Linked DNA regions of Homo sapiens: region 1 is linked to region 2. Evidence: read pairs that join two places in POLR2A ChIA-PET (ENCODE). Cell type or tissue: Panc1. All regions are shown on one strand. Region 1 overlaps UBN2 (ubinuclein 2). Region 2 overlaps IFT56 (intraflagellar transport 56).

Region 1 (5,000 bases), 77 kb before region 2:
TTTCCCCTGCTCAAAATGCTTCAAAAGCACTCCACCTATAAGAATTGAAAACCCTTAACATGGCACCAGTTAAATGCCTTGTACATGTTGACTCAAACCACCTTTCCAACTTTTTTCTTACAATTTTCCAACATGAACACTTCATCCATTCAAACTGTCTACCAACTCTCCCCCAAACACACCTTCTTACTGTTCCTTGTGCTTTCTCCCCATCTGGGATAGTCTCCTGCTACTCACTTAATCCTCCCAGCTTTCTCATATCAGCCTACATTTTCAATCTTTTCTCCAGGATGCTTTCTCATTAAAATCACAATGACGATCTTTTTTGATCTCCTAACATATTTTTTGTCTAGGCATAAATAGCTGCCTATGAGATTTACCTGGGAAAACTAAACAAACAGGTTCTGTTGTAATGGGCACAATCAGATATATGTAGAAGTGCAAACAATTTATGGGTAATTAGAGATTTAGGAACATCTATGTCTAGCCAAAGTGACTAGTTTGTTGCCACCAGAAACCATAATAGTTCTGAGTCCATAATCTAATCTAAGTAGTAAAATGATTAGTATTGTTAAATAAGTATAAATCTTATCAAGGGGAGCAAATAAAAGACTTAAAGCTTTATTTGATCATAATAGTATTAATCTGACCAAAATGCTTCCCCTCAAAATGATCTTACAGGTATAAGGTCTTCACAAAGCATATCAATTATAAAAGTGTAAATTATACAAACTATCACATATCCATTCAATGTTAATAGCCATTGAAGAATAATGTGGTAGGCTGGGCGAGGTGGCTCATGCCTATAATCCCAGCACTTTGGGAGGCTGAAGCAGGTTGATCGCTTGAGCCCAGGAGTTCAAGACCAGCCTGGGAAACATGGTGAAATCCTGTTTTTCAAAAAAAAAAAAAAAAAAAAAAAAGCTGGGCATGGTGATGCGTGCCTGTAGTCCCAGCTACTTGGGAGGCTGAGGTGGGAGGATCGCTTGAGCCCAGAAGGTCAAGGCTGCAGTGAGCTATGATCACATCACGGCACTCCAGTCTGGGTGATGAAGACCTTGTCTCCAAAATAAATAAATAAATTTTAAAAAATTGTGATAGAGAGTATTTATTAATATAGAAGGTAACAAGAAGAGTTTCCTAAATGTTATGTACAGCTCAGGCTATTCACGAAAAGGTGCTATCAATGTTCACTAAGCATTTGAAAAGGTCCTCAACTTAACTGGTTATTATGGAGACAATAGCTAAATAACAAGATATTGTTTCTTACACTATCATATGAACAGGATATTCTCATCTATGAAAAACAAAACATAGCAATATATATCTATAGATATGTATAAAATGCTCAAAGAATACACAACAAGCAGATAACCATGGTCATTACGACAGAGAAGGGATAGAACTGGAAGCAGTGGTGCAGGAAGACTTTGATGTAATATGTATTATTTGAATTTGTTTTTAATAAAAGGAACATATTCATGTATTGCTCAGGTGATCTAACTTTTTTTTTAAGAGATGGGGTCTTGCTATGTTGCCCAGGCTGGTCTTGAACTCCTAGGCTCAAGACATTTATCTTCTCTGCCTCAGCCTCCCAAGTAGCTGGGATCACAGGTGTGAGCCACCACACTAGGCTCTTAAAAAAATTTTTTTATAGTGTAAGAAAGTACAAACGTAATTGCACATGGATTTTTAAAACTCCTGAAAGGATACACTTTCAACTATCAAACTATTCACAGTGGTTCTGCCTGGCAGTGGACTTACAGGTGATTTGCTGATTTTTATTTTGATCTTTTCATTTATCTGTATTTATATATCCTCTTACAGTGAACAGTAACAAAAAAAAATCTTTGAAATATGTGACTGCCCACATACACATAGCTCTCTGGGGCAAGAAACTCACAGTGTCTCTAAGGAGTGACCTGGTTAGCTGGGAGTCAGGGGTAGGAAGGAGATTTACTTTCTATCATTAGCTTTTGTATCTTCCGAGTTTTATTAAGGACATGTACTACCCACTCAATAAATGTTATTTTATTAGGTTTGGCCCACCAAATGTTCACTACCAAAGTTTTGAACTCCTCCTCATTTGGCTCTACTTTCCAGTCCCACTGTGGGGAAAGAGTTTTGGAAAACGTGTATTTGACACACCCAAACCTGAGTAGCTCTTTCTTAACTCACTCTCCAACAACCAGAGTTCCAAAGGCATTGCTCCACTTATAAATAGATTTTTGCCAACTATAAGGCACAATCTCCAGTTCCCTCCTTCATCACAGAGGCCATTAGAGTAGTTTTCTAGGTACAGTTTGCTTTTCCTCACTTGTGGCCTTCCTGGAAAACTTCTAACCCTGACCTGCCTCCTGCCTTACCACCCCATATCTATTCTCCACCCTCCAGTTCCCTAACTGTGCTAAAATTCAATAATGTGTAAATTGTATAAGCTGGAACCAAACTTTTGGCAGTTGCCAGAAAGGTACATATAAATTAATTCACAAATATTAAAATTTAACCTAAAGAAACTCAAGTTACATTGGCAAAGGATTATACTATCTTCCCTACTAGAAAGACTTCTGTTGAATTACTCTCTTTTTCAGTACCCTTACTGCAACAGAATCAAAGTCTTACTTGATAAATTCTCTGAACCTCTGCAGTTGATATTACACAGTTTATAAATTAAGTAGATCTTATAAAAATCAAAACTTATTTTCCAAACAACAAGAACAAAAAAAAACCCTTGAATTTTGCTATATCTAAAGTGAAGAACTTTCTTCTTATCTACTGTTCTAGGTACTAGCTCCCTGTGACTCAGAAGAATATTCCTTACTGAGTCATTAGTACTTGCTTAACCTGACAATCAGTGTTTTAGGCCAATGCAGCCTCATTACAGTGTAACACTCAACTGGAAAACAAACAAACAAGATGTTCTTAGTACTAGACCCCCTGACCCCAAATTGCCTCCAGCTAATAGTAAACCAAACTAAAAACCAACATTCATTGATAACCTCTAGTAGACAGAGCAAGAATGACCCTGATTACTAAAAAACACACCAGTCCTATAAGTGAGAAGAAAACATCCTGTCGTCACAAGACTCCCTACTTGTCCCAGCCCTGCCACCTTATCTCTTTACATCTGTGCCCATTTCTTCAACCTACCAATAGAAAGGAGCTGAGTTTCAAGGCAGTGGAAATACAGCCAAGAGCTGACTACACAGCACAAAAATAGTATACACAACTTCTATAATCACCACATATGGATACCAGTCCTTCCTCCTAAATACCCTAAAACTGCTGATTCTCAATTGTTCCTAAGGCATTAAAGAAGGCTGAAGAGAATTTATTCAATTCAAAGAGGCCAAGGAATTAAAAGGGCATGTCACAGCAAGTGATCAGAATGGGTAACTGCAATAAAGAAATTATTATTTGAGCTAGGAATTCCTCCTTGCCCTTTAAGGCCCTCTCCCCTCCCCCAGTTTGCTTTAAAAGATTATTTTATGTTTTTATTGTACATGTAATATCATACTATTATTGGTCTACAAAACCCTAAATCCACTGGTATTTGTGTTTTGCAAGTAGAATTTACTTTGTGGTGGTGTCAACAAGTTTGCCCAAAGCTCTACATCGAGATGATCCTTAGGGACCAGACCTCACATAAGGCCAAAACAAACAGGTTAACCAGCCTATGAAGTTCCCAAGGAAGCTCTAACCCCTCAGCAAGTGTGGATGATCAACTAAAATAATATGAGTAATTGATATGATTCTTACAACTCCCAGAAACAGTACACAAATGCTTTCAAAACTAACTACTTGGTATCAGTTTCACATTTGAAGACAGTTTAAAACAATAATCTATAATTATTTTAAGACAAAATTATATTTCTTTCCACTTAGCCGAGTAGTATTTACTGTGAAGATGTTACTCATCAGAAATTAGTTATTCCAAGATACTGCCATTCTTTAAAACATTATCTGGAAAGACTCACTTTTACAAGTTATACAAAAGAAAATCAAGACTTTTTTTGGGGGGGGGAGCTGGATTCTCGCTCTTGTCGCCAGGCTGGAGTACAACGGCGTGATTTCGGCTCACTGCAATCTCTGCCTCCTGGGTTCAAGGGATTCTCCTGCCTCAGTCTCCCGAATATCTGGAATTATAGGTACCCACCACCATGCCCAGCTAATTTTTGTATTTTTAGTAGAGATAGAAAGGTTTCACCATGTTGGCCAGGCTGGCTGCACTCCTGACCTCAGGTGATCTGCCCACCTCAGCCTCCCAAAGTGCTGGGATTACAGGCACGGGCCGCTTCACCTAGCTGATTTTATTATTCTTATTCTTATTAGAGACAGGGTCTCAAGAAAATCAAGAGTATTTAGAAGAATAATTTGTCTTTGAGTGAAAACAGTGTTATTCCATTTGGTCAACTGTTTTATTTATAAGACTGCTCAGAATTACTTTTCTACTATCAAATCTACCCTTACCCTTCTTTTTAAAAGAAGTATGAAACTACTAGGGCTCTGAGAGCCCAAAACCACATAGAACTAAGTGTGAAAGATAGTATTCAAGGTCTATATAGCACAGTAAGCAGATTTTAAAGTTATAATGTGATTTCATGATTATTAATAAATGCCTGGCAGAATATATGTCTTCCTATTCAGAGAGTCATTCAGATTCAAAGAGTCTTAACTGAGCCCCTGCTAGGCACAAGGTATTGTGTTAGGTGCTTTCATTTAGATTAGTGAATTTATATCCAATTCTAGGACAGTATGATCTTTCAGAACGGCTGGGGTAATGGAGTGAGAAAAAAATCACTAAGAGAAATCTTCCAACAATTATAGGTTATCCTATGTCCTAGAAGGCTAAGATAACAAGTCTATACCCATCAAATTGAAGCATCCTACTCCTGAGTATAGAGTATAGGTGGCCTCATAAAAGGCATATATTACCTACAGACTATCTAAAAACTGAATTGGAAACCAAGATGTTTTGCCTAAACATTTTGGAGCCTTAA
Region 2 (5,000 bases):
TTATTATACTATATGGTTCTAACATATTTGTCAGGATTTAAATATACCTTTGTTTTAAATCTTGCCCCAAACAATACTAATTCTCATTAACATAACAACTAGACCCGAAACTGAATTAAAACCTGTGCAGGGACAGGCAGAGGAGAAGAAAAAGAATCAAATCCTTAAATTCTATCCTAAAACTTCATTAAATGAACTCAATCATTCTACAAATACCTATTGCTCTTTTACCATATATCAGACCTTGGAACAGGAGCTGTAGATATAACAAGGAGTATTTATTAAACTCATTTATTTAATAAATATTTGCTGCCTATCTACTATACAAGGCACTGCAGAATGAACTTGAGATAAAAAGATTTATTTGTATCCCATTTTGTTCCAAAAAGAACAAAGAACGCTGTATTAAGATGGATAAGAGCTTAATTTTAGACAGTGTTTTGGTGTTTATAAAAATAACTTCTCCAGAGAAACAATTTTCCCTACTTTACAGATGCCAAAATTATAGCTAGATATATGTAAGTTTAAAAAAAGTCGCTGCAAATAAGAATGAAGTTGCGCAATGATTTTTAAGTTAGTTATTAAATAAGTTGCTATTTAAAAATTGGACCCTTTTAAACAAGCAGGAGTCTTTAGGGTTACAAGTTTTTTTTTTGTTTTTTTTTTTTGTCTCTAAATAACATAACATTCTTTTCTCAGTGGAGTCTGGATTGGGGGATATGGAGAAATAAAAGGAGCTACAGGAGAGCCTATTGCTGCTTGCACTTTGATAGTCATTTTGTTCTCTTCCATACACTTATAACTTTGCAACCTATAGATTATCAGTGATTTCATACTCACTGAACCCATTTCCTGGCCAAGGGCTGCATTGACCACTCCTTTGAGAATATACTCCTAGAAACATGGAATAACACTGATTAAGAGGAATGTGGAGCTATGAGATCATTTTCAAATTAACTCCTTGCATTAACTCAATACTTTATATAAAGTATCAAAGATTACCCACAGTTACTTTTCTCTGTTCTATCCCTGGCTTGAATAAAAGAATTAGGAGACACTCATTTAGTTTCCAGCAGCCAAGTATCTATATAACAAAATTTACCATATTTGTAAATTCTCAATCTTAAGCAAAAATAATTTAGTGGAAGCTCCAGCAGATAAGTTTCATTTTATTTCAATTCTATGGAAAAAAAAGTAAAATGTTGATATAATAATTTTTATTACCTTCTCAACCACTGCCATTCTCTGTGACCATATCATATATATTATTTTTCTTTTCCAATTTTTTTTTTTTTTTGAGACCGAGTCTTGCTCTGTCGCCCAGGCTGGAGTACAGTGGCGTGATCTCAGCCCACTGCAACCTCCACCCCCAGGGTTTTAGCAATTCTCCTACCTCAGCCTCCCGAGTAGCTGGGATTACAGGCCCCAGCCACCACACCCGGCTAATTTTTTTGTATTTGTAGTAGAGACGGGGTTTCACCATGTTGGCCAGGCTGGTCTCGAACTCTGGACCTCAGGTGATCCACCTGCCTTGGCCTCCCAAAGTGCTGGGACTACAGGTGTGAGCCACCACTCCTGGCCCCTTTCCAATGTTATAGTAACTTTTCTTTGCTAGTAATCCTTTTCCTAAATAAAAAAAAAGTGTCCTCTGATATCCATTTATAAGGTATTCTCTCTTTTGGAGTCCTGGGGCCTCACTTCTATCCCTTTTTTCAGACTTGGATCAATTCTTTAATAGATACCCTCCCTAGCTAGCAGCTTTATCAATCTTTCATTTAAGAGAGCTCACAAAGAACAGCATGAAAGAAGCTCAATCTTTTAATATACTTGAGAAATATACTTGTTTAAACTCCATGGGGTCTGGAAATATTTTTCATTCAGTCTTTCATTCAATAAATGGAATGTTTACTATATACTTTATGCACATAGTGTTAGAGATACAATATAGACACAGTCCCTGACTACAAGGAGTTAACGATCCAATGGGGAAGAAAGACAAGTTACAGACAATTTATGAGATAATTGCATGTATCTAGTTGTTATTTTCATCAGAATTCTAAATTTTCATATTTCCAAATACTAAAGGAATTTTCCAAATTTCCTTACCCTTTTTGACAAAATGACTACATATAAGGGAGTTTAAAAACATCAAAAAGCCTAGAACATTCATTCTCATATCACAAGTCGCATATAACATTCCTGAATGAATACATATGGTCTTTTCCTGGGATTCTACAGGCAGGAGTCTGCCTAATCTTCTCTAATATGACTTCCAACTAAATTTCTGAAGTTCCACTTTTAGCAGAACTTGGTTAGTAAAAATATAAAACATTCTCAGTTACCTGAGGAGTAGTAGGTTCCAGATCCTTAATTAAGTTATAAGCTTCTTGTACATCATCTGAAATACAACAAAGTAATTATACTAGTCTGTATTCCAGAAAACCCTCCTGAAGCAGTCCTCCCAAAAGATAAGATCCTTCAGTACTTAAATATTCATGGGAAATATGATCTGTTTTATCTGTCTTCTAACTCTCCATGTTCGGTGTTGAGTAGTTATGCTAAAAATAACCAAATATCCTTAGAAAACTCATATTAAGCCATGAAGTACCTTAAAAATTGTTGAAGCTAAGAACATGGATGAGGCATTCTATGCCAATGGCATTGTATTAGATAAGAAAAGCAATGATTTCTTTAAAAAAGAGATACATATATATATATATTAAGTATATAGGAATTAAATGACATGAAGTCTGAGATTTGCTTTAAAACATTTCAGGAACAAAAAAGAGGTGATGAAAAAAGAAGACTGGAAATATCTTGAAAAGTGCTGAATCCAGGGTGAGTATTTGGGTGTTTATTGTACCATTTATTTTTGTCTATGTTTGAAATTTTCCATAATAAAAATAATTTATAAAATATATAAGCTGTTTATTTCATTCTTGTCCAAAACATATTTCTTTTTGCTTTTATATAAAAGAGAGGCCGGGCACGGTGGCTCACACCTGTAATCTCAGCACTTTGGGAAGCTGAGGCAGGCGGATCACCTGAGATCAGGAGTTCAAGACCAGCCTGGCCAACATGGCGAAACCCCGTCTCTATTAGAAATACAAAAATTAGCCAGGCATGGTGGCGCATGCCTGTAATCCCAGCTACTTGGGAGGCTGAGGCAGGAGAATTGCTTGAAACTTGGAGGCAGAGGTTGCGGTGAGCGGAGATCACGCCACTGCACTCCAGCCTGGGCGACAGAGTAAGACTCCGTCTCAAAAGAATAATAATAATAAATAAACAAATAAAATAAAGTAGGACTGTTTGCAAGTTCATATTCTTATTTTAATAAATACATTTTCCTCCATGAGGAATATGTTGTCCTGGTTGGTTTCTGCCATGCACCTAAGAAGGCCCACATTGTTAGTCCAGGGCCCATGACCAAATGCCACCACAAATGCATGGTGGCTGCTACCCTGTACTCATAGCTGTTAGAAAAGGCTGCTTTAGGCGTGTGTCTGACAATTTCAATCTTACTTAGGGGCAATAAATATCACATCCTCTTTGAATCATAGTATTTCTCATAAGCAGCCTGGGGTACAAAGAAACGGAAAGGCAGACAATCAAAGCAAATAAGAAACAGTTAATACTTTTTTCAAAAGACACAAGAAAATGTGAATGTACATAATGCAGTGGGGGAAACTAGAAAAAGAAAAAAGAACTGTAAGGGAAGGGGAGGAAAAACAATGAAAAAGAAAGAATGGATAGAGAATAAAGGATAGCAAAATAAAAGGAAAAAAGAAAAAACAGAATGAGGGAGAAGGTAGGAAGCGACAGAAGAGGAAAGAGGATAAAAAAAGGCACAACAAATAACCACCAATAAACTTGTTCTATGAACTTGTTGCAAATATATTTTTGGAAGTATGGATTTAAAAAGTGAAGCAAATAGTTCCATCAGACATATTTAACTATTCTAAAATATCTCATTGTAAGTAAGACCAGGACAAATTTTTCTTACCTTGACGAAGGTAGTAAATCACCAAGTTTAGCCTAGCTTCAGGAATGACATCAACTAGGGGAGGTAAAACCTGCAAAGCCCCTTCACCTCCTCGGAAAACAACCTAGAGATACAGAAATCATGCTATTATGGCAACAATGATGTATATATTTATTGGTGACAATGTTTAAGGAGCTGGCATATATAACTGGGTTCATGATATTCAACTAAAATAGCTCTGGGAATCAGTTGATATATTGAGAACTTTTACTATTGGCTGAATTTATTATTGCCTACCTAATCCCTATGCTTCTTACCTTCTCTCTTCTTTTCTCTCCTCTCTGCTTTTGATCCTTCTTAACAGCCTTGTCATAATTAAACATTTTATTTTTAACCCTATGTAAAACCTACCTCCATTATCACTCTCTCTATACCCTTGCCCTTCTTTTTTATTCATAGCCCTTATATCTTTATTTTATTGTATATTTCTTTATCTGTTTATCTGTTACATCCACCAGAATATAAGCTCGATATGGCAAGGAACTTTGCATTTACTGTGTATTCCTAGCCCCGAGAACTGCGACTAGTATAGTCAGCACTTGGTTATTTTTTGAAAGGACAAATATATTTTTGAAGCTCTATTGATGCATATGACCTTGACTTCATTGAAAGAAAGCCGTGATCTAAATTATAACAATATACACCTACTGTATACTCACAAACATTTAAATTAAAAAGAGTTAAAAATAAAATTATAACTATGAGAAATAGAATAAAAGCATAACCCTTATTGTGTACTTCTCTTTTCCTCTTCATAAGAACTGCAGAAAACTCCTAAAGTACCCAATAATTAACAAAACTCTTTTCTAGGCAGACATTCTGCATCAAAAACTCCATAAAGGAATTTATATAACCTTTCTGAGCCTGTTTCCTCATCTCTAAATGGCATTAGTAATGCCTACCTTTCAGGTTATTATGAGGATTAAATGAGCAAAAGTGGGCTAAATGGCACATATTT

What was found. Peaks named below come from ENCODE experiments on the same cell type or tissue, not always from the same donor. Only the 100,000 strongest peaks of a DNase experiment are listed, where the experiment ranks them.
Region 1: POLR2A ChIA-PET joins it to region 2 with 6 read pairs; 2 of 35 experiments call an interaction of 5 or more read pairs at or near these places.

What each region holds. Positions count from the first base shown.
Region 1 is chr7:139,241,021-139,246,020 of GRCh38, reverse strand. The region is part of intron 2 of UBN2 (ubinuclein 2); the gene reads right to left. Among named protein-coding and RNA genes, the nearest start is that of UBN2, 12 kb to the right of the region's middle. In Panc1, no CTCF peak of the experiment used is centred here; a DNase peak (open chromatin) is centred at 2,840.
Region 2 is chr7:139,164,238-139,169,237 of GRCh38, reverse strand. It overlaps IFT56 (intraflagellar transport 56), which reads right to left. Exons shown (of 18, transcript NM_024926.4): 9 at 4,004-4,106; 10 at 2,343-2,398; 11 at 841-894. Among named protein-coding and RNA genes, the nearest start is that of IFT56, 33 kb to the right of the region's middle. In Panc1, no CTCF peak of the experiment used is centred here; no DNase peak of the experiment used is centred here.